Regions from separate parts of the Mus musculus genome. Here regions 2 and 3 are each linked to region 1. Evidence: chromatin loops called from intact Hi-C (ENCODE). Cell type or tissue: heart. All regions are shown on one strand. Links, peaks and the distances in the headings refer to the core of each region. The heading gives the core; the rest is flanking DNA.

The links. Peaks named below come from ENCODE experiments on the same cell type or tissue, not always from the same donor. Only the 100,000 strongest peaks of a DNase experiment are listed, where the experiment ranks them.
Region 2: it touches region 1 in a loop (3-fold over the local background); 4 of 42 quality-filtered maps call a loop at or near these places.
Region 3: it touches region 1 in a loop (5-fold over the local background); 5 of 42 quality-filtered maps call a loop at or near these places.

Annotation. Positions count from the first base shown.
Region 1 is chr10:53,344,756-53,352,383 of GRCm38, forward strand. Cep85l (centrosomal protein 85-like) reads right to left here. Exons shown (of 13, transcript NM_001204983.2): 3 at 3,717-4,504. It overlaps Pln (phospholamban), which reads left to right. Exons shown (of 2, transcript NM_023129.5): 2 at 1-1,244. Among named protein-coding and RNA genes, the nearest start is that of Pln, 11 kb to the left of the region's middle. In heart, for the core only: a CTCF peak has its summit at 3,678 (motif pointing right); a DNase peak (open chromatin) is centred at 3,826.
Region 2 is chr10:53,432,388-53,440,015 of GRCm38, forward strand. No RefSeq gene overlaps it. Among named protein-coding and RNA genes, the nearest start is that of Gm36229, 26 kb to the left of the region's middle. In heart, for the core only: no CTCF peak of the experiment used is centred there; DNase peaks (open chromatin) are centred at 3,144 and 3,874; H3K27ac peaks cover 1,614 bases.
Region 3 is chr10:53,463,940-53,471,567 of GRCm38, forward strand. No RefSeq gene overlaps it. Among named protein-coding and RNA genes, the nearest start is that of Gm40650, 21 kb to the right of the region's middle. In heart, for the core only: no CTCF peak of the experiment used is centred there; DNase peaks (open chromatin) are centred at 3,082, 3,822 and 4,302.

The sequences.
Region 1 (7,628 bases), core at 2,362-4,861:
GCTCTCTCTAGGGTTTGATCAACAAGCAGGAACATCTTGCTGTGTTGGCTGTGATAATCACTAAAGATCCAGAGTCTCACCTGAAGCTTGTCGCTCTCATGTATCTCCTTGGTTTAATAGCGTTTCTCAAATAATGAAGATAACAGTAATAACCAAGCTGTAGTAAGACACAGCTCTTTCTTTTCCTGATCTCCCAGAGAGGAAGTGGTTGTCCCCTAACTTTAGAAGTAGAACTAGAGAGCTAGTGTATAATTCTTACTGACCATGGTTTCAATTTCCCTTTCTAAGTTTCTACTATCTCTCAATAACTACTAAAATAGAAGCAAAAAATAGATTGGAAAATATATTCACCAAAATTTAGTGACTTAAACTGGATCAAGTACAAAACAGTTTATGCCTAACTTTGCAAACCCACAATTTTTAAGTCCAGTTCAAAACATGCTACTAACATAGCAATTATTAAGGAAGAGAATTGTAATTAGATATATTTTCCATAACCATTACTACAAAGACATAAAACATCAGTATTCACTTTGGTCTTTAGCAGAGCAGCTGAAGGCTGCTGATTTAAACTGTTTGAACCCCTGGTAGAAAGGAAGCTGTTCGGGTTCAGAAATTATCTAAAGAGTAGCCCCTAAAGGAGTCCAATGGTAACAGGGGGTCTCTTCATAAAGGCTGGAGGGGCCCATCACAGAAACTATAAAACATGGATGACATCATCTCTAACTCAGTGGTATTTAACGTTCCCTTTCTGACGCTGTGGCCCTTTTATATAGTTCCTCATGTTGTGGTGATACCCAACAATAAAATCATTTTTGTTGCTATTTCATAACTGTAATTTCGCCTCCTTACCTCCACTATGAATTGTAAATATTTTGGAAACAGGTTTGCATGAGGGGTTGCAACCCACAGGTTGAGAACCACTGGTAAGAGGTCTGTAAAAAATACATAAGTTGTGTAGTTGGCCATGCTGAGAGAAACGTGACGCTGAAGCTGAAAAGCACCAGGCATTTGTTATATTGCTCACTACCACATCAACTTCAAGGTATAAACTGTCAGCTCATAAGGCTCTTCTCATTAAACATTTAATGCTGCCTTTTACATTTTTAGTAGTTTATTTGTAGTTTATCTGTAACTGTTTATCTGTAAAATGAAATTGGAATGACCTATATTCAAATGGAGTTTTGATTTTGGTGAAATTACTATACAATTATATTCTATTGACTATAAAATGTTGTCTTGTTACAAAGAGTTTTGTGTTATAAAGGGCAGAGTGGGGGAACTTTTACCAAACAAAGTAAAAATCAAGATTTCCAGAGAAAAACACAAAAGAGGATAGGCCTACACATAATAATATTTTTTAGCCTCCAATTATTTTGAGTCTTCTGGCAAAGTAGGAGTGCAATCAGTAACATAAGAAGGCTTGGTTACACACTAATACCAGATTTTTAATGTCTTGAAAGGACATGATAAATTATATAGACATGGAAATAGAGATAGACAAATCAATCCGTAAAGCATGTATCCACTAGCAGATGCTTTAAGCTACCCACTATGTCACAAACTGTGACTGCATGTGTCATAGTCACCTCCTCAGTATACAGATTGTCTCAGCTAAAGAGTTAAAGATAAAACAGCATGAAAAATAATGAAACTAAGAAAATTTTCTTTTTAAAAAAACATAAGAAAATCCGAGTTACAAGCCAGACTTTTTCATTCACAATTCATTTCGAAGAAGTCTTTTATGTTATTTAATCAAAATCTTCATTTAAATAACAGAAAGTCTCTGCTAACATGAGTTAGCAATCCCTTAACTGATCAAACCACTTTATGATTTATATACATACAAAATTTCATCTCCATTTTTAACAACTACAGTCCAGGGAACATGAGACAATGCAAAGTTAGCAATAGAGTTCCCTACTTAACCACCAGGGGGCAGACCCACTGTGGGCTTACGAGAAGCTAATGGTTATTTTATGTGTTGAGGAGGTCTACATTCTCACACCCCTCCTTGAAAACAAGGAGTACAGAAGAGCACATTTCAATGAAACAGTCCCTCCTGAACAAGGCCGAGACTATCACAACCCTACAGAGACAATTTGGGGTACTATGGGTGAGGTATCAAAACGCAAAGAAAAGAGCCAAGACTGTGGTGAACTATAACGTGAACCAAACAAAGGCAAATCGTTTTTCTTCAACCACAAAGGAAAAATGGTTCAGAATATTACACAGGATGGTGCACAGTGGTTCTCAACCTCCCTGATGCTGTGACCCTGTAATAGTCTCTTGTGTTGTGGTGACCCCCAACCATATAATTTTGCTCCTTTTATGAATCATAATGTGTCTGTTTTCCAATAGTCTTAGGTGACTCCATCAGCCGTTCCACCGCTCAGAGTGGTTGGGCCCCTCGGGCTGAGAATCACTGCTCTAAGTCATAGGGGAGCTTCCCATTAGCTGTCTTCTCCCTCCCTCTACTGTGTTCTACAAAGATTCACACCTGAGTGGTTGCTCCTTAGTGCATATCTTACAAAGAAATTTCCCTATTAGCATGTTATTCCACAGACCTTATAGGGATTAATACACCATGTTTCTCTGTATGTGGTTATTATCATAAAGTAGTTCCTTTAAACTAATTCAATAAATCTTGGTGTTCCATTCATTTCTTGAAAACTGCAGCTGATTTATATGCTCATATACAAAGAAAGCATTATCAAAATAGTACAAGGAACTGGGTTCCACCTTCTCATTTTATAGAAGGCCCAAAGAAATTAAGTGCCAGGTCAAAAGACACCTGAGTTCTCACCAGACTAAATTCCCAAAGAGTCTACTAAAAGTCATAGAAATGAGTACAGTCCCATGTTTACTAACATTCATAGCAACTAGAAATAAAACCAGCCTAGAGATCCATCCACCTGTAAGCATGTAAGAAAATGTGGTACATATACACGATGCAACTTTATTTGGCCATAAAGGAAAATTAAATTGTGACTTCTGCAGAAAACCAAATGGGACTTGAAATCACTACATTAATCAAAGCATGCCAGACCCGGGAAGGCAAATGCGTCATGTTTTCTCTCATATTGTTAATCTAGATTTGAAATCTTGTTCATGTGAATTCTTGTTCTACTTGTGAAACTAGAAAGAGCTAAGCTAGAGAAGAATAAAGAGGGAGGCAGAGTATAGAGAGGGTGTGTAAGGAGGGGGACAGAGCAAAGGGCTCTTGTGGGAAAGGGAGGGGCAGTAGGGTGGAACCAGGCTGAGGGCAAGCAGAGGACCAAGAAGACGACTGTATGAAAATCCTATAATGAAATAAACACTTTGAATGCAGATTAAAAAATAAATGAAAAACTAACTTATGAAGAAAAAGAAAAAAAATATCCAAGCTCTAAATGTGACATGATCAGAACAAAGTCCACGGCCTGTTTGTTCCAATCAGTTTCCTTCCTATGATACCGTGACAGCTTCTGTCTGTTTTCCGTTTCTTTCAACTGAATGTGTTTAATTTCTATGCCTACTTAACAAGAGAGAAAGTAAAGGCCAAGTTAAGTACAATGTTTAAGGCTATCAAATTAATTAATCTCAAAAGATTTGTAAGTTTTTCTAAACACAGTGTGTCAATTTTATAGCACTTAACGGTTTTTTTAACTTGTGTACTTGCTGCAATACATAAAACATCCACTGGAGGGAAGCAAACACTAGGTTTTCAGCCTTACCTGCATTGGCGTCTCACTTCCTTGCTGAAACTCTTCAGTTTGTGGCTGTTGCCAAGGAGCTAAACTGTAAGAATCGTCTGTGGTTCTGCCTTCCAATGGGTTTGTCCGTAACTGCTCTGTCAGCCACATCTGAGTCCTCACAGAAGGTTGAATGGGAACTCCACCTACTGCCTGCTGGCCCAGCATTAAATACTTTGGAGACTCAAAAGTCTCTGAGCCTGTCACAATGGGCTTGCTCTCAGGTAAGGCACTGTATGTCATGTCTAAAGTCTGTCTCCTGAGAGCAGAGGAAGAGACTCTGACATCTTCTTTGTTGCAGCTCTCAAATTTATATTTGCAGTCCAGAGTTGATGACCGCTTTTTATTTATTTCCTTGTCTTCCAGCTTAAGCAGCTCCATACTGTCATGTAAGCAACTTGGCCCAAAGGTCCGTAAGTGGGACATAAAAGGCTTGCCCTTCCCTGTCATCTCCAAGCTATTCCTCAGCTCTTGCGGGTATGCAATGCCACTGTGGTTGCGGGTATCTGGGGCAGTAAGTTTGGACAAAGATGACCATTTCCTCAGGGGCCTGAAGTCCTTCATGTCTAGGGAGGAGTCCCGCTCCCCTCTGCTGTGGTCTCCCAATGTCTGCATGAGGCTAGTACTCCATTTAGAGCCATCTGGTGTTAGAGATTCCCTATGTTTGGAAACGGAAGCACTGGAGTTAGATGGCATCACATGGGCAGTGGGAAGAGTGACCAATGATCGACTAGGCTTGAAAGATAACGTGCCACTTGAAGTTGAATGATCTGCAATGAGAAAGGATTGCCAAGTCAGTTTCAATCAGCAGGTTTAAAATAAGATAAAATGCAAAATGCTAAAGTAAACATCCGAGTGTGGCTTCTCAGTGTATTTCTGATGTGATTCCTCAAAATGAGGAAATTGCTAGTACTATTATGCCTTGAAAGTTATCAGAAACAAGGCAGCATAGTTTCAAACATTATCCCTGCCCCTGTTTCTCTCTCTGTTCCCTATCTGTTCCCACCAGAGTCATCTTCTACTGCCCTGCCTATGTCTATTCTTGATGGGCAAGTGAGGTCCATTAGGGTTGCTGCTGTAAGGTTCTGGGAGAGGGATATTTACAGAGCACACACACTCCTCAACACTGCTACCACACTGAAGAAAATGCCTTTCCCTCCCCTAACTGGACAGTGATCTGAGCTCAGGGAACAGTGGTGTCTAATAAGCCCAAATCCCCTAGCTACCTTTAGCTGCCTAGAGGGCTGGGCAGGGATGTTCACTGCCCTTCTTCCTTTTCCTAGTCCCACCCATGACAGAATCCTGCAGGTACAATCTTGCGCAGATCTTGTGCTAGGAACCACAACAGCTATGAGATCAAGAGGGCAATGGTGATGTCAGATTCTGAAGACTGTTCTGACCCATTCCATTCCTTCTCTGGCTCTTACATCCTTTCCACCCATCTTCTACAATATTCCCTGAGCCTTGAAGTGGGTGATAGAGAATTTCTGTTATAGCCGAGCATTTAGTAGTCCCTTATTCTCAGCACTCTGACCAGTTCTAAGTCTCTGCAGTTATTGCTACCTACTGTAAAAACAGGGGCTTCTCTGACCAAAGCTGACAGTAGCACTTAACCTATGGATACAAACACAGTTTTTTGGAAAACAAATTGATGGACACATCATGTCTACTGAGCAGAAAAATAGCAGCAACTTCCCCTCTAGGGCCCATGACCTCCCCAGCCAAAGAATTTTGACCAAGATGGTAGTAATAGGTGTGGATTCCTTCCAGTGGGCAGGGCTACAAACTGACCAGAGAGCACATGCTCCCTTATTACTGACATGCCACTACTGCACCAGGAGGCACATTTTGCCTTGCCTGTCAGTCCTGTAACACTTGGGTCTGCAGCCTGCCTAACACTAGAGCTGAAGAGTGGGAAGGAGGCTTCCATCCCAGTTCCAGCTTGATTTCTTGGCATCCTGAGACCAATATATATGAAGTCTCTAGCAACACAGCTCCATCAGTGCTGAGGAGTTACCAATAGTAAATGACTGTATCCTACCAGGGGCCTAAGTGGCCTCCTAGACCACCTGAGTCCAACCCTGATACTGAGATTTTTGTAGACTATCCAATGGCTTCCAGAGTCATCGTTATCTGTTCTCATTATCTTTTATGCTTTTTCATGTCTGAAACCTAGTGGATGACCCTGCTCCCCATCCCCTCAGCCAAGGAAAACCTGGCTTTCACATTACTTTCCACGAGGTCTTAATTTCTCTTCAGGGAGCCATATTTCTACAAAGCGTTTTTATGACTCTCAAAAGACTGAAATATCTGCAGAACACTGTTAGAGACGTGTGAATACCACACCAGGTGACGGTCTACTTTCCATGATATTGAAGACACTGAAACCTAATCACCAGGCTTAGCTGCCCCTTGGGGACTAGCAATGTCTGCATTCGGTAGCTTGGTATTTCTCAATTGCATAAAAGATCAACAATTGGTGATAAAAGTCACTTCATCAGATTAAATTTTAATGTCTCTTCTCTGTTTGAGAAAGTGCCTCGTGTAACCCAGGAAGCACTAAACTAGCTATGTCATCAAGAATGACCCTGAACTTCTCATCTCCTGCTCCCCTCTCAGCATAGCAGGTGTACAGCACTCTATGTTTCATAACATGCTTAGGGAAAGCCAGGGCTGCTTCCTTGCCACTACCCTTGAATTCACTAAAGGCGGAATGCAATCAACAGATTGTGTCTGTAGAATAGGATCTCGAAGACAGGAGCTACTCCTAGAAGTTCCTTACTAGGAAGTCTCAAGCCTTGGCATGCAAAAAAAGTCACCTGGAATACACATTCTTACAACAGTAGAATAAGATCAGTCCTCGTAAAATGGGCCTCAGAAACAGCACTTAAACAAGCACTTTACTGCTCAATTCACGAGAACACTATTCCCCTGGGTATGACTCCAGTTCTAAAGTCTTCAAGCTTACATATTCCAAGTTCAACCATAACCAATATTCACAGTTTTAAGTATTTTATCTTAAAACTTACAATAACTTATTATAGCACTTGGAATTCATTGCTGTCAAACTAAAAATCAGAAGCTGGTCTATTTCTACACATGCACACATCCTCAACATGTACATATAGCACATGAATAAGCAAGACCTCAAATATCTGATAGCATATGGGGTGGGAGCTGACTATTCCTTCTGAGGCAAAAGATTGATCTAGATAACTGTGTTAACCTTCTAAAAATATTATTTGCTCAGGAAACCTAATTAAAGATAAATGCAAGGTAATTCCTGATATGCTTTAAATGACCTAACTGTAGTCACAAATCTCAAGTGGAAGTTGTTGCAATGTAACCTAGCCCACATCTAAATTCCATCAGTGGAATCTGAAAGCATCTGGGAAGCAGTGCTTTTACAAACTAGAGAACAGGGTCTCAATGCTCAGGAAACCATAAAAGAGCCAGTGATGGCCACTAAGACCATTTAAGGACATCACTATAACCCATTAATATAAGTGAATTACATTTCAGATACCATTTCTGATGTTTTAACAAAAATCTAAGCTTTCTGTTTCAAAATTGTGCTATTTTTATCTGTGAGCACACTGGTTCTATCTTCTCTTATATAGAATCTCCCCCATCCTCTGCATCTTTTCTGATCTATTCTTCCTATAACAAAAAGGAATTAAGTACAAAAAAAAAATCTGTCCTAGATCCAACTAATAATAATCATAAGCTTTTAGTTAAAAATAAAATCTCAGCCGGGCGTGGTGGCGCACGCCTTTAATCCCAGCACTCGGGAGGCAGAGGCAGGTGGATTTCTGAGTTCGAGGCCAGCCTGGTCTACAAAGTACGTCCCTGGACAGCCAGGACTACATAGAGAAACCCTGTCTCAAAAAAAAA
Region 2 (7,628 bases), core at 1,684-4,183, 87 kb after region 1:
TAAAAATTCAGGCTCTATGGAAATACTTGCAATAAAAGTAAATTCTTCCAAATTCCCCTACGAGAGCAGCAGTTCTCAACTGGTGGGTTGTGACCTCTTTGGTTGTGGGGGGGGTGTCAAGTGACCTTTTCATTGAACCATACATCAGACATCCTGCATATCAGATATTTACATTACAGTTCATAACAACAGGGAAATTGCAGTTATGAAGTAGCAACAAAAATAATTTTATGGCTGGGGAATCACAACAGCATGAGGCACTGTATTAAGGGGTGGAAGTATTTAGGTTGAGGACCACTAAACTAGAGTCTTTCACCCTGCACAAAAGTATTTACCAATCAGATCTCTCTTTTGTGGGTTTAACCTCATGAAAAGCTTTGCAGGCAAATGCATACACACCTACATTGTACACGCTGCATAATTAAATAGTCTGGAGGGGGGGTGAAAATAAAAACATTAAAAAGGTGTTCTTTCCTTTGAATTGAAATAAACCTTATTCCCTATGCAGCACATCAACTGAATCAAAACCTACATTTTACATGAAGCTACTTTGCAGTAGCTGATAAATGAGATAAATGACAGGGCATATCAATGAGCCAGGAACAAAAAAAAGAACTTATTTGCTGATTCATCAGGTTGGGTGAAAATTTCAAGTAAATTCAAACTCTACTATGCACCTTTGTCACAAAATTATATAAAACGTTGGAAAATGCAACATACAAAACCTATAAAGACAGATTAGAATGCTTAAACACTTTTGCTAACTAAAACCCTGCACCTCCCTATATGCAGTCTAAAATAGCATTGCTTGTTAATACTATGTTTCAAGCACATTTTAAGTAGTATAGGCACTGATAACATATATCAAATGCAGTATGAATGGGTAACAAGTTATGGCTTTTGTTATTCCTCAGTACTGAACCAGAGTTAACTCACCCCAATTTTCTCCCTTCTTTCTGTCATTTCAACCAAAGTCATTTTTATTTCCCACATTGTAACAGATAGGTGCATGATTTGGGATTTGAGGTAGATTTTGCATTTCTGCCTGCTTGTTAGATGGATAATATTTTAATGTCAGACAGATAGTATTTTAAAGTTGAAGACCAACAGAAACTGTTTCAACCACAAAGTCCAGAGGCAAATACATACAAAATGTAGGGTAGCATTTGGCAATCTATATTCTCAAATTTATATTTCTGATTTACGATATGTTGAAATATGTCCTTGTGGAACATGTAGATTTAACATTTTTAAAAAATTTCTATTCTAGTCTTCTGTAAATAGTTACTATAACATACCAAACTACTATAACATACTATAATATACCAAGCTACTTCCCATTTATTATTATCTTTTTTATATGCTCTAATGGTATGCTTATTCATTTTCCTTTTCAAGTGTAGGAAATTCTATAGGATGCCTACCTAGACTTAAAAAGACTTTTAGATAGAAAGAGATTTATACTTTTTTGTCTTATTTTATTTTTTAAAAAATAAAGTGGATTAACTTATAAATTGATAATTCACAGATCAGTAAATGTAAGCCTTAAAAAATTAGACAAAGATATTCAAATTCATTAACAGTTAGAGAAATAAAGATCCCACCACTGGCCAAAGCATAGTTAATTGCTAGGATATGGTGGTGATATTGGTGGTGGTGGTGGTGTATATGTGAAGATCTGTGTATGTTTGTGTCTCTATGTGTGTGTGTGTCTATGTGTAACGGGTATGTATGATGATCTCTCTCTCTCTCTCTCTCTCTCTCTCTCTCTCTCTCTGTGTGTGTGTGTGTGTGTGTGTGTGTGTGTGTGTGTGTGTGTGTGTGAGACTTCGAGGGTAAAGGTTCTTGCCTAACAACCCAGTGTGTGTGTGTGTGTGTGTGTGTGTGTGTGTGTGTAACTTCCAAGGTAAAGATTCTTGCCTAACAACCCAGATTAAATCTCCGATTCCCATGGTGAAAGAAAAGAATTGACTCTTGAAAGCTCTCCTCTGATACGTGTCCCATGATAAGTACAAACCTACCCACAATTCTTTAAAAAATATAATTAAAATGTACCCTGCCATGAAACAAAATTATGTTGATAAAAGTCCCAGGCATTCTAGTCCCACTAGAGACAGAACGTGGGAGGAGCAACGAAAGAAGGATTGTGTGCCAGAGCAAAATAAAGAGGGTTTTGCTTTCTTTTGTTAATCGCCTGGAAGTCATAAAAGTGTTTTTGCTCGAGAAATACACTCTTGGAAGGCTTGCAGAATAATAAAGACGTGGAAGGGGCTTATAAAAAGGTTTATAAACTTGGATAATTTAAGATTTCATGTGTCCAAGACTTCTATGAATAAACCTCTGCTTCCCTTCTGCCCTCCCTCTCCTCCCCCGCCACCACCCCCCACCCCGCTCTCCATTTCCCTCCTTTTCTACCCTCCTTTCACTTCCTAGTCATTTTCAGTAGAGGAAGGACTCCAGTCAAACTGAAGTTCTAAATCCTGTTAACCTCACTTCGACCCCATTATTTCATCATTTAACGATGAGGCAAATGCCATCAGCTCTTAAATCATGAACTTTAAATGCCAAAACATTGTGCTGTGCGTATATTTCAAAGTATGACTGTTACACAGGAGAAGGCCAGCCAACATTAAAACACAAACTTCAGAACAGTACCCCTTCAGAACCCGGCAAGCAGGGTGCCTCCGGCTGGGGGCTCCCTGGAAGGGTCTCCATCCAGCTCAGGGGAGACATGGGTGGCACTCTTGTAGAAGAGCAGTGCCCTTTGTCCCCACAGTTGCTTAAGGAAAATTCACTAGCGTGGGTTCTCCTGTGGAAAGGCTGCGACCTCCATGAAATAATGAAACCACTCTCAGAGTCCAAGTAAGGCCTGGCACGGTTCGCCAAAACAACTGCAGAGCAAACATTTGCCATCCCCTTGCCCATAGCTGCCTGCACACTAAATAGACAGCCCTGCCTCTCCCTGTTTACTGCAGAAGTATGCCCATCAGGAGCTGAGATTATTTGCCAAAGCGTGGGGGGTCCGGGTGCAGGGTAGGGGTAAAGGGTGGGCATAGGCTAGCATTTCCCAGCAAAGGTTGCTCAGCACGTGGGCCTCTTGGCTTTCAGCTGAGCCAGTCTTCCTCGCCCCTCCCCCACTTCCTCCCCACAAAGACAACGTGGAGCCAGGATTAGCTAGAACACACTTGTGTGAGACCTCAACTGGCCAAGCACCTTTCAGAGCCAGCGATCTGTTTTATGAGTAATAGGCCGAGGTTTCCAGCCTGTTCTCTGCGTTCTGAGGTGAACACAGAGCTCACAGGAAGAGCAGAATGACAGTCACTCCTAACACAAAGAAACCCACTCGGAATGCCTTGTTGCAAAGGCCATTTGCCATCTGTTCGTTTCCTGGTGGCAGTGTTGCTTATCAGGACAGTAGCAAAGACACCACCCAACAAACCCAGACTGGGGTACCTTTGCCTGCCTCCTAGGAGATATTGCCCTCAACTTTTCTATCTGCTTATAGTTAGATATATTTTTTAATAAAATAAGACTAGCAAACTCACATTCTCTACCCCCCCCCCCCCCCCCCGTCCCTCTCTCCATGTGGCCATGGCTGGCCTCTATTTCCTACTCTCTCCATCTCTCTGCCTTTCTACAATAAATGCCTTAAAAACCATGGACTGCATCTGGATCCACCCTGCTGGAGCAGTGGAGCAGGTCCTCCTCTAACAAGCCAGGTGCCTAATATCCTGAGAGAGGCCTCTCTGCATTCTCAGCCATGGCTTCCGCTAAGCCAAGCCTCCAAGCCAAGCCGCCTGCCTGAGCAAGCCAGAGACACTCTCATCCCAGGGAGAACCAGCCGGTGCTCTCCTTCAAGAAAAGAGCCGGTGCTCTTTTCCCTTTGGCCCTGGGACGAGAGTCCAGAGCCAGCCCTGCCCCAACCCTCCCCCCACCCCCCTCAGCACACTCCCCTCCCCCACTCTGCCCTCAGCTCTTCCTTGGCATTCAGCAGCAGCTGTGGTGGCCAAGAGTCTGAGAGCCTGCCATCCTCTACCTCTGTGTAGGCCTGGGGACCCCGAGCCAATTTCGGACTTCCGTGGGGCCCCCCAGACTGGGCTTCCCCACCCCCGGAGCAAGTATTATTGATAAATGCCCCAGATTTTGTGACGAGTAAGTTGCTGTAGATGGAAAAAGCTAAGAAAGCCACAAAGAATTACCAAGCCAACTGCTTGTAAATCTAATGTAAAACAATGCATCTATTTGAACTAGATAAGGTGATTCAAAAGCATAATGCTGGAAAAAGCTAATGGGAACAGTATAATGAGGGAGAAGTTAACTTTACAAAATGCTGAAATATGAAGGATACCGATAAGGTGTATCAGTATACTTTATATTTATATCAGCCTAAATATAAAGGCTGATAAGGTGTATCAGGGATAGAACCCAGATCCATTTGAGAGGGTTGAGGAAACAGCAAGAGAAACTTTGGTTGCTTAGTGTGGTAAAATGCTTTTTGACAGAACTTTTGAAAGGTGGCTGGCAGAACTTACCCTACCTGTAAGGACCCAAAGCCTGGATACAGGGTCCAAATAGAGACTTCCCCCTTGTGCCAAAGAAATTCGAAAAGCTTATTATAAGGCTAGAAATATGAAGAAAATTGAATGTAAAAATTTAATCACAGTGCAATACACCCGATTGTAAGTCAGCACCCAAGAGACAGAAAGACATTGAAGGAAGTTGTTCTCACGTTAACTCTTAGGAAACCACATGACAAAAACCGATCTTGAACAGAGTGGCATTGCATGGTATAACCTGGACAGAGAGGAAGGCCATCCAAGAAGGCACAAGACACATTTTAATGACTGTAGTTACGTGTAACAATGAGATGAATAATAAGCTGGTGGAATATTTGCTTAGCGAACTTGATATATTTTTTCATGAAATCAATCAAAAGAATTCTGGTACCCAGGATGCTGGCCAGAAACAAGGAAGCATCTAGAATCAGGAGACAAAACCATCTCCATTGTCTGCATACAAAGTCCAATTTCAAGAACTCATGTGAATGGAAACAGGACACGGCTTTGAGCTGTGCCACAGAGCTAGGAATTGTGGGATGTGTGACTCTTTGGATGAAAGGCTTGAACATAGGAGGCTGGCCGAATGTGGAGCCAGTAACAGCAGGCATTTATGAACAGGACAAGGGCAGAAAATAAATACAATTTTAGATATGTGTAAGTGTGGATGGCAGGCAACTGACCCAGACTCCACAGAGATAGAACACAGAATGTAGATACAAAAAATTGGGACTTCATTGGAAAGGCTTTTGTGGTATTTTTCATCATGGAGCTAAGTTCTCCCCATGTGTTAAAGAACTCACAGTTTATTAATGAAGGCCAGCCCCAGCTCCAGCCTGCTTGTTCTGTGGGGAGATCATGTGCACAGACAGCAACCGAATGCTCTTTCCTCCCTTTCCCACCTCAAAAGGGAAGAGCCGAGGCACATCTTTGACAGTCTTGCTAACACAGGAAAACATTTCAAACTGCATTGTCAGCTCCACCATCTGTCTTGCTCCAAAGTTCAACAGCTGCTAAGGTAATAAGGTGACTTTATGCCATTGTTTAGGATGGTTTCCTTGGACATTGGTCATTGAAAAGGTGAGATGTCACTGGGTGGCTGAGTGGACTACCAGATGGATGTCAGATGGAATGAAAGTGGCCGTGACGTGAATGTAGATTGGACATAGACAGCATATAGGTCAGGGTGCTACCTAAGAAAGTTGGCATCATTATCTTATTGTCCACACATTGCTTTTTGATAAAAAGATTAATGATTCAACCCAGTGGGATCAACTTTGAATATCCTTCAGTTTCCTTTTCCATATTCCCTAGGCAAATGTGCCCTTGAATTTTTTTTTTCCCAAAAGTGTTGGAGAGTTTTCAAAAGAATGCATTACATCTTCTATTTCTATCTCTCTCTCTTTTTTTTTTGAACCAGAATCTATACTTTCTTAATCAGAGCCACACTGTGCACACTGAGCAGCTGAGAATCATGAAAGTCTTTTTTCTGCCATAAAAACTTTCAGGAACTAATGGAAAATATGTCACTCCTCATGAACCTCTGAACTATCTTTGGACCGGGAAGGAAATCCCAGTACCGTTTAAATGCTAAGAGAAGGGTGTGGTTTCCTGATAAAAGCACAATTTTATATGGTGTGATGCTCCTTTAACGCAAAAGGCACACCCTGTGGTAGCTAGAAGCACAGGCTTTAGAGTTAGACAGAACAGGGTGTGATCTCTGCTAAACAGTCTCCTGAAGGTTGCTCAGCCTCCCCAAGATGGTTTGAGCATCTGAGAACTGAAGTCGATGGGATGTTACTAAGGCAACAAGTGGAAAGAAAGGAATACTTGGCAATGTGTATTAGAAGCTAGTACGGTACTGTAGTGTTTTTATGCTATGACAAATATCTGATTTTTGTTTTGTTTTGTTTTTTTTCAAGACAGGGTTTCTCTGTATAGCCCTGGCTGTCCTAGAACTCACTTTGTAGACAAGGCTGGCCTCAAACTCAGAAATCCGCCTGCCTCTGCCTCCCGAGTGCTGGGATTAAAGGCGTGCGCCACCATGCCCAGCATTAGGACAACTTGTTCTGTTCTCTCTTTTTACCATGTAGGTCCTGGGAATTGGACTCAGGTCACCAGACTTGAGCAAGTATAATTACCCAATAAACCATCTTGTTGTCCCTAGTCAGGGTATTTTATCACAGCAAGGAGACAAGGAACTACTATAACAGAGCACTTCTCCTTAGTCAACTTCATCATCAAGGCTAGTCATCAACATTCTGACAATATTGAGGGATCAAAAGGATACATAGTTAAATTAGTTGCCTTTCTCTTCACTGTGACCAAAACCCTGATGGGACCCACTCACAGTAGAACGGTTTTTTGTTGTTGTTGTTGTTGTTGTTTTTTCAGTTCCAGTTTCCAAGGGTTCACATAGATGTTTCCCCCCTGTACTTGGGCAAAATACAACAATGGTGGCAGGAGTCCATGGCAGAGACGACTCACTTTACAGCAGACAAGAAGAGTCAATACAAAATAGCAAGGAGCCCAGGAAAAGACAGCCCAAGAAAACCCCACGCCCAGGGACCAATTTCCTCTAGTAAGGTCTCACCTCCTGAAGTTTGCAGAACCTCAAAAAATAGGGCCACCAGCTAGGTCAGCCTCACAAGTATTTCATTATCTTTCCCCAAACTCTCTTTAAGGGAAGAAGAGACTTCACGTCTAGCCTATGACAGTAAGAATAAATGCCTTGTTTTGTAGGTTATACAGTGAATAACAAGTCCAAACCTGGCAAACTTAGCCTGAAATGGAATTCCTAACGTAAATACCAGAAGTAAGTAAGACACTAAGAAAATCAAGAAGCCACTTGGAGCTGGGCAGTGGTGGCGCACACCTTTAATCCCAGAACTTGGGAGGCAGAGGCAGGCGGATTTCTGAGTTTGAGGCCAGCCGGGTCTACAAAGTAAGTTCCAGGACAGCCAGGGATACACAGAGAAACCCTGTCTCGGAAAAAAAAAAATATATATATATATAGATATATATACATATATCTATATATATACATACATACATACATACATACATACATAC
Region 3 (7,628 bases), core at 1,811-4,310, 120 kb after region 1:
TATCACCAACAGCCAGCCGCAAAAAAAAAAAAAAAAAAAAAAAGAGAGAGACATTTGGGTGGCTGGTTCAGTCCCCAAGTTTTCTCTGCACATGCCCCTCTCCTGTCAGCTCACCACTTTGAGGGCAGGGAAATTGGGAAGGGTACTTTCCTTCTGGGCTTCTGCAAGACCAACACCCTGGTTTGTGCTCCATGCAAGTTCATTGACCCGTACTCATCAGGTTTTCCAGGACACTGTTTCCTTCCTGATTGTCCTCAAAACAAATCCCAGCTTCCCATGACGTCAGCCTCTTCCCACACGTCAATTGTTATGGTTCAAGCTCTAAAATCAGGTTAGCATAAAAGGACGTCTGGACTGGACATGATGGGACAGGCCTGCAACCCCAGCACTCACGAGGTAGAAGCAGGCAGATCTCTGAGTTCGAGGCCAGCCTGGTCTAGTCACAGAGTTTCAGGACAGCTAGAGCTACACAGTGAAACCCTGTTTCGAAAAAACAAAGAAGTATGGAGATAACCATAGGTCTCAGAAGAGCCAAGCAAGGAGAAAAGCTAGAGATGCATGCATGTTACATATATACAGACCAATGACATAATGACATATCCACAGACATGTGCAAATATAGCTGAAGATACTACAGAAGATACTGCAGCAGGCAATGCACACCAATGACAATCTCATTCAGAAATTGTCTCAAAGTAATTTCATTCAAAGGCTCACCTACATAAAGTAGAATAGAAAATGAGAGTTGCTGCTTTGAAAAAAATGCTTGTAATGCAGCTTGTTTGTGATTATACATCAGCCAGATGGAAAGCAATCTGGAAGGAAATCTGTTTCATCCCTTGAGTGAACAAACACATGTTGGAGGAGGGGGTGAAACAACATGGATTCTCACTCAGGAAACTGACCAGAAGCAGGACTACTGTCCTTCTGCAATTGGATATGGCAGCCTCTTGACCTAACATCAGCTGCAGGCAGACAGAAGTAGGGCTGGCTAACTTCAAGTCAAGCCTTAAATATGCATTTGTATTTCCAGTCCAGTTAAGCAGTACCAACTCTAGTTTGTTATCTTGCCTTCCAAGTGAGGTTGCTTTTTGCTCGCTCGCTCTCTCTCTCTCTCTCTCCCCTCCCCTCCCCTCCCTCCCTTCCTCTCCTCTCTTCTCCTCTCTCCTCTCCTCTCCCTCCCTCCCTCTTCCTTTCTTCCTTTCTCTTTCTTTCTCTCTTTCTCTCTTTCTTTCTTTCTTTCTTTCTTTCTTTCTTTCTTTCTTTCTTCCTTTCTTCCTTTTCTTTCCTTGTATTTCTTTTGAAGAAAACAAGATTGGTAAGCTTCCTTTTCTCCTTCCTTCCTCCCTTTCTTCCTTTTTTTCCTCCTCCCTTCATCTTTCTCTTCAAAGAAAAAAATCCATAGAGTTCGCTTCCAGTGACTTTTGAATGATCTGAGCTAGCATGGTTAGAAACCCCTTTGTTACGAATGTGTATGCCTTTTAAAGATAGGAATGTAAGCAATTTAAGTGAAAGGACACTTTTTACTGATCATGTGGTGAGTACTGAGTGTGTGGGAAAGAAATCATAGAATCATTTGTGTGATCAGTTTCCATGAAAGGGATACCTTTGATCCACAGGAAAAACACTGAACAAATATGTGGTCAAATGCTTTGAAAATCCGAAAACTGGATGCGAAAAGCAAGTCTCTGTGTTCCTGCTGTGTCTATGTCCCAACTGTGGTCAACTATACAGCCATGTCCCCACCTGAGAACAGAGAGGCAACACTCACACGAGAGGCATTCAGAGTTCTGTGAGAGAATGGACCATAGGTCCATGAAGAACAAGTGTGTGCTCAGCACATGAGGTCCATCAGCCCTGGCAGAAAATGCTTTTAAAGAGAAGAAGAGGCTGTAATGGGTTACTCTGCCTCTTTTTTTTTATTATTACCTTCTCCTTCTAGCTACCAGCTACCACCTAAGATTTATAAACACTTTTCTTTTCTCTTTTAACTAAATCATAATTGTGTTATCAAATTAAACATTAACAGTTTTATTTAAAAATGGGAACGATCCACTGTCTTGACAGGTTCATCCAATCCTATTGAGTGTTAGTTTTACATTTGTGTAGGTTCCTATTAACACTAATAGATATTATTCTCCTTTTTACATTCTGTGAGTCTCTGACAGCTTTCTTGTGTAGCTGTATAGAATTCTTAATAATCATTCTAAACGGCTGTACCATGTGTTACTGATCTCTGTGTATTCATGAATGTACACATATAAATCATTTCCTTAACCATAACCCTTTTGTTAAATATTTAAGCTATTTCTGGACATCTTTCTACTATAAACACTGCTGTGCCAAGCAAGCACATCTGTATACTTTTCCTACATTACAGGTTAATTTCTTTGTGTAAATTCCCAGAATTAGAATCACAGAGCTATAATAAACAAACTGTGATTGACACAGCACCGTGCTTCCGTACAAGAAGGCTGGGCTGTGCCTTATGGTGAGAATATGGGTGTAATAGATTCAATGTTAATAACTACAGTACACACCAGACAAGTATCGTTGAGCAGAAACACGGGTGATGCACCAAGTCAGGCTCAGTGGAAACTGTGATCAGATGCAAACGGCAGCAGCCTCACACAACAGAAAGCACTCAGTATTTGCTGATTCAGAATCTCAGAGAACATTACTGCAAACTGCAAGAATCGGCTGCATCTGCAGGTTTTGCCTGAAAGCTTTTAATTCTACTTATTAAAGTTTAGACTTGTGAGTTTGTCATTCAAGGCCCACACCTGTATGCCCTAAACTAATGTTTTGTCTTCAGTCTTCCCTGTGAAGTGTTGCTACAGAGGAAGACCCTTTGCTTTTGCAACAGGAGTCTACTGAAAGCATGAGCACCTAGTGAGCCCAGAGAAAGTTCTGAGCTGAAAGGCCCTTCTTCATCAGGCGGGGTTGGGAGGGTTGAGGGTAGAGGGTGGGAAACACATTTGCCCTTTAACTTTTCTTGGCAGTGAGCTTTCTGAGTCCATTGTTTCTAGAAAACTGTTTTGTGGTTACCACAGTAGTGACTTCATACATAGTCTCATTGCCAAGTCAGGCTGTGTTTACTTCCATCCCTGCTCCTGGTTCAGAGGAAGGGTTTGCAGATTGCACTAACCTCAGCTCTGACATTCTCCTACAGCATGAGACTGCTTCAGAACACAATACCACACAGGGTCCTATCAGACCATGCATGGGTGGGAGGGTGCAAACCTTTTAACCAGTGTGCAGATAGTGGGGAGGGGCTCTAAGAATTGCAGATCAGCCAGGCATGTGGTATAGTCCTGTAAACCCAGCACTCTGGAGGGAGACTGATGCAGGAGGATTGCTAAGAGTTCTAGGCCAGCATTGACAGCACAGTAAGTACCAAGCAAGACAAGGATATATAGAGTAAGAGCTTTTCTCAAAAATACAGAAAAGAAGGCTAAAGATAACAAAAGAACTGTAGATAGGGGGATTTGAACCCCAATTTAAATCTAGATTGATCTCTTCCTATAGCTTGAGCCTCTTCCATCTTCTCAAGTCATACACAGTTGGACTTGTCTTTATGACCTGTGTAACAGTGCCCAGGGAAGAAACACATGGGTAGCCTCACACTCACTGCTCTGATAATGTTGATGCATAGATGCCAGTGTCATGTTGAGTAGCTCAGTGGTCCAGAGGTGCTAGACAGTGACAAATGGCAGTCCAGCAGGCGGCCCTATGAGGAATGTGAGTGCCATGAAAAGCAGCTGTCTCATGGACAGGCTCAAAAAGCAAATGTTTTCCAAACAGCCTTCCCAGGGAGGCAAAGATCTGGGTCACACAGTACGTGTGAGCATGGAGCCCCAATAGAGACCCTGTAACCCATGTGATTGATTGCAAATCCTTGGGTCTCTGACTCATCAACTACTGTAGAGCCCCTTACTGTATCATCTACCCCACCATCATGTGACTCTGGTTTTAAATACCACTTCCTTCCCAGGTCAGCTCACTGTAGCTATGGGAATGCTCATCTCTTTATCTGCATGGTTAATTTCCTCTTGAGTCTTCTGTGCTAACTCTCTGCTACTCTGGCAGTTTCTCCATCTATCCTGTGTGAGAACATCTCCTTAACCTTCAGGCTAGCTCAGCTATTTTCTTAAGAAGATTCCTTTCTACAGTGGCCTCCTTAGCTAGGCTGTGACACACACTGAACACAGGGTCTCAGATGGTCACCCCAGTACCTTCCTTCCAGGGACTGAAGGTTAAATGGATGACCATAGAAACACACCTGTGAGCTGTTAATGAATGCACTTTGGTTCTAAAGCTGCTTCAGTTTCAGGTCGTTCTATTAACAGTTAAGACTGGCTCGCTCCAAGGGTGGAGTTCCTTCCAAAGTTAGAAGATAGGGTGGCCGGACTTGATGTTCTAGATAAAAGGAACAGGATATACATGGAAACCAGACACTGAGTGGAAATAGAAGCTCCAGCCACTACCTATGTAGTCAAAGAAAGAAAAACAAAGCCGAAAGTTGGGGCAGCAAACTGAATATATCCTTACTTCTCATCAGAACAAATGCCAAAAAGGGTTGACTTTTTACCTTGGGAAATGGCTAACATTGGAAACACAAATCAGACAAAGATGTTGTTCTGGTCTCATGGAGCTCTGTAGCCCCATTGAGAAGGCAGATATGAGAAGACTCATTTGAATCCAATAGCAGCAGTTCTAGCATGAAGAATAAGAAGACACGCACACATGCACACACACACACACACACACACACACACACACACACACACACACACATGCAGGAACACAAGCATGCACAAGCACACACACATTGCCAGAGTAGCAGAGAGTTAGCGCAGAAGAGTCAAGAGGGAACTAACCATGCAGATAAAGAGAAGAGCATTCCCATAGTGGGCAGCATAGTGTCGCCCAAGCAGATGGGGAAGTCTGACCAGATAGACCATGGACAGGGAGGAATGAACATACAGAGCCATGTGTGTGGATAGGTGAAGAGAAGCTGGATGAGTAGGAGCTCATGCTAAATTTTCTAGTTGAAACTCTAGAAAGGGGAAACACAAATGACCCCAAGCAAGTGCGGCACATAGGGTAAGACGGTCTGATCTGAGCTCCATGTCTCTCTCTTCCTTATGGTGAGCTGGGATCCAGGCACCAGCCCCATAGGGATGTAGCCAGCAGCTGAAAGGTTAACCGCAGCAGTGGACAAATACATGATCAAGACAAGAAAAGTATCTGTGAAGGCTAAAAAGCCCAGGATATCTCTGTAGATCCGAGGCCTTTACAGTTAGTTGTATTCATACTCACAGTGACTGAGAAAGAGCTAGCCTGGGGAATAAGTCTAGCAGAGGTAGTACATGTATGTAATAGGACAGCTTAGGTTGCGGGATGCTAGGATAGAGAGCTAGCTGGCCAGTTAGAGTTTGCTGCCTTTATCTATCTACAGAGAGAAGACCATGAAGAGAGAGGATGTGACTGAGTGGACAAAGTGTGTGTGCATGTATGCATGCATGTGTAGACAGACAGACAGCCTATTAGATCATAGACTGCCATATGTTAGATTTTTGCTGTACTGTAAATCAGAGGGGAAAATGAAAACTGAATCAGTTTGGCAGATATTTTTGATTGAGATGAGCAAACAAAACATTCCTGGCAGGGAAACAGTGACTGTTTCCTCTGTCCTGGAGACTACTGTGCCATTTTGCCCAGAAATCTGTCCCCTGCCTGTGTGTTCACACTTTTCTCTGTCCCATAGTTGTGTGCTTCCTTAAAACACAGGCAGATGACACACCGAGCCCCACAAGTCCAGCTCCAGCTTAAGAGGTCAGCTGTTGCTCCAGCTGCTGCTGTGCTTGGCAGACAGAATGTGCTTCTTGGCTGCCCTGGCTGAAATGTGCAGAGGCTGAGGGTGTGTGTGTGTGTGTGTGTGTGTGTGTGTGTGTGTGTGTGTGTGTGCAGGGATGTGTGCAGGGGTGTGTGCAATGTGTGTGTGTGGTCTCTTAGCAGAGGGGCTTCAGTGAATCATAGCCCAGCACTGGTGCTTTATGAATGAAGACTTGGTCTTGGTCACTCACACTAGTGGTAACCATGGACAAGTCTCCAGACAAGATACCATGCACTTCTGCATGCAGTAATGCAGGATCTGCTTTCTGGTTCACCATCACTTAGCCTTCTAAGCAAGCATTCAGGAGTTGTGCAAAAACTCGTAATTCATTCAGTTTCCTACTCTGTGTGGTTTGACTTTGACTCCTCCTCCCCTTCAGCATCTGGGATAGCTGGATTTCAGGAGGGTTCCACTATGCCAGTCTCTATTTGCCTCTTGAAGACCTTGCAGTCTTAGTTAGAAACTCCAGCACCCTTCCTCATGGTGAGGAAGGACAATTCCTACTTCCTCCGAAGCTTACCAGATGCTCACCTACTAACTGGAAACTTCCCTTTTCTTACCCAACCCCACCTAAGCCCACTGTTTCTTCTGCAACTCCCTGGTCTGCCTGGCTCTCAGTCAGTTTGCACAACTGCTTCAAGCAAATCGAGAGCAACGGAGCAGTGAGCAATTGCATTAGACTGGACATGGCTAATTTGCATTTCCATTATTAATAATCTTGTGTGTTATTCTTTTGTTTTCTCCAACCCAGAGTCTCAAAGACACTGGAAGGTAGAGATTGTCAGGCAGGGTGTGCTTCCATGACTCAGACTAGTCATTTTACCTAGTATAAAGTCTTTTGTGTTTTTTATTGATATTCTAAATACAACATTTTATTTTATGAATATATTATAACTATTCTGCATACTCATATAGAGGCCTGACTTGCAAAGACTCAAGTTATGAACATGTCCCCTTTAGAATAAATGGGATGTTAAGCAAGAACCTGGTTCTTCCATTTTCTTTAAGAAGCGTGTGCTGGAGGAAAGAATTTTACAATCAGGTGCTATTCCCACAAAGGACTCATCTGCTAAAACTCCAGCTCTTGCCTTTAATGGCTGCCAATGTTGCTGTGGCCGTCAATCACAGGACACCACAAGACAGGAAGACTTGAAGCTTGCCTTAAATATTTTGACTAGAAATATAACTTTGCTGTAACAAAGTGTCCTAACTTGAAACACATGTTTACCAAAACTCTTTCCAAAGGAGGATATGGCTCTATCTCTAAGAATCGACCAGTTGCTTCCTTCTCCAAACACCTGATTCCTGCCCTGATATTTGGAGTAGAAAGGAAAACTATATCCATGCCTACCCAGGTGTGCTATGTTGAAGACCCAAGCTCATCTGGTCTCTTGGAGGAAACAGGAGATAAAAATTCAAACTGAAAGACCAGGAAAAATTCAGACCCCCTAGCACCAAGAATGCAGATTAGCCAGTTCAGTGACCCTGTTCCAGGAATTGCCCAACCACAAAAATTAGATTAAAATCTTGAGATCAATCTTGAGAAGCAGGGAGTTTCCCCTTGTGATTTTTAGTTCCTCCTTGTGATTTTTCACTGGTATTTCCACTATTTTCCAATAATGCCCTTCCTACCCCCTTGGGTTGTGTTTTTTTTTCCTTTAAATACCCCCTTTCCCAGCTACTCGGGGTCAAACTCTTCTACCCCTGAGTGGGATATGAGTCGACCCAG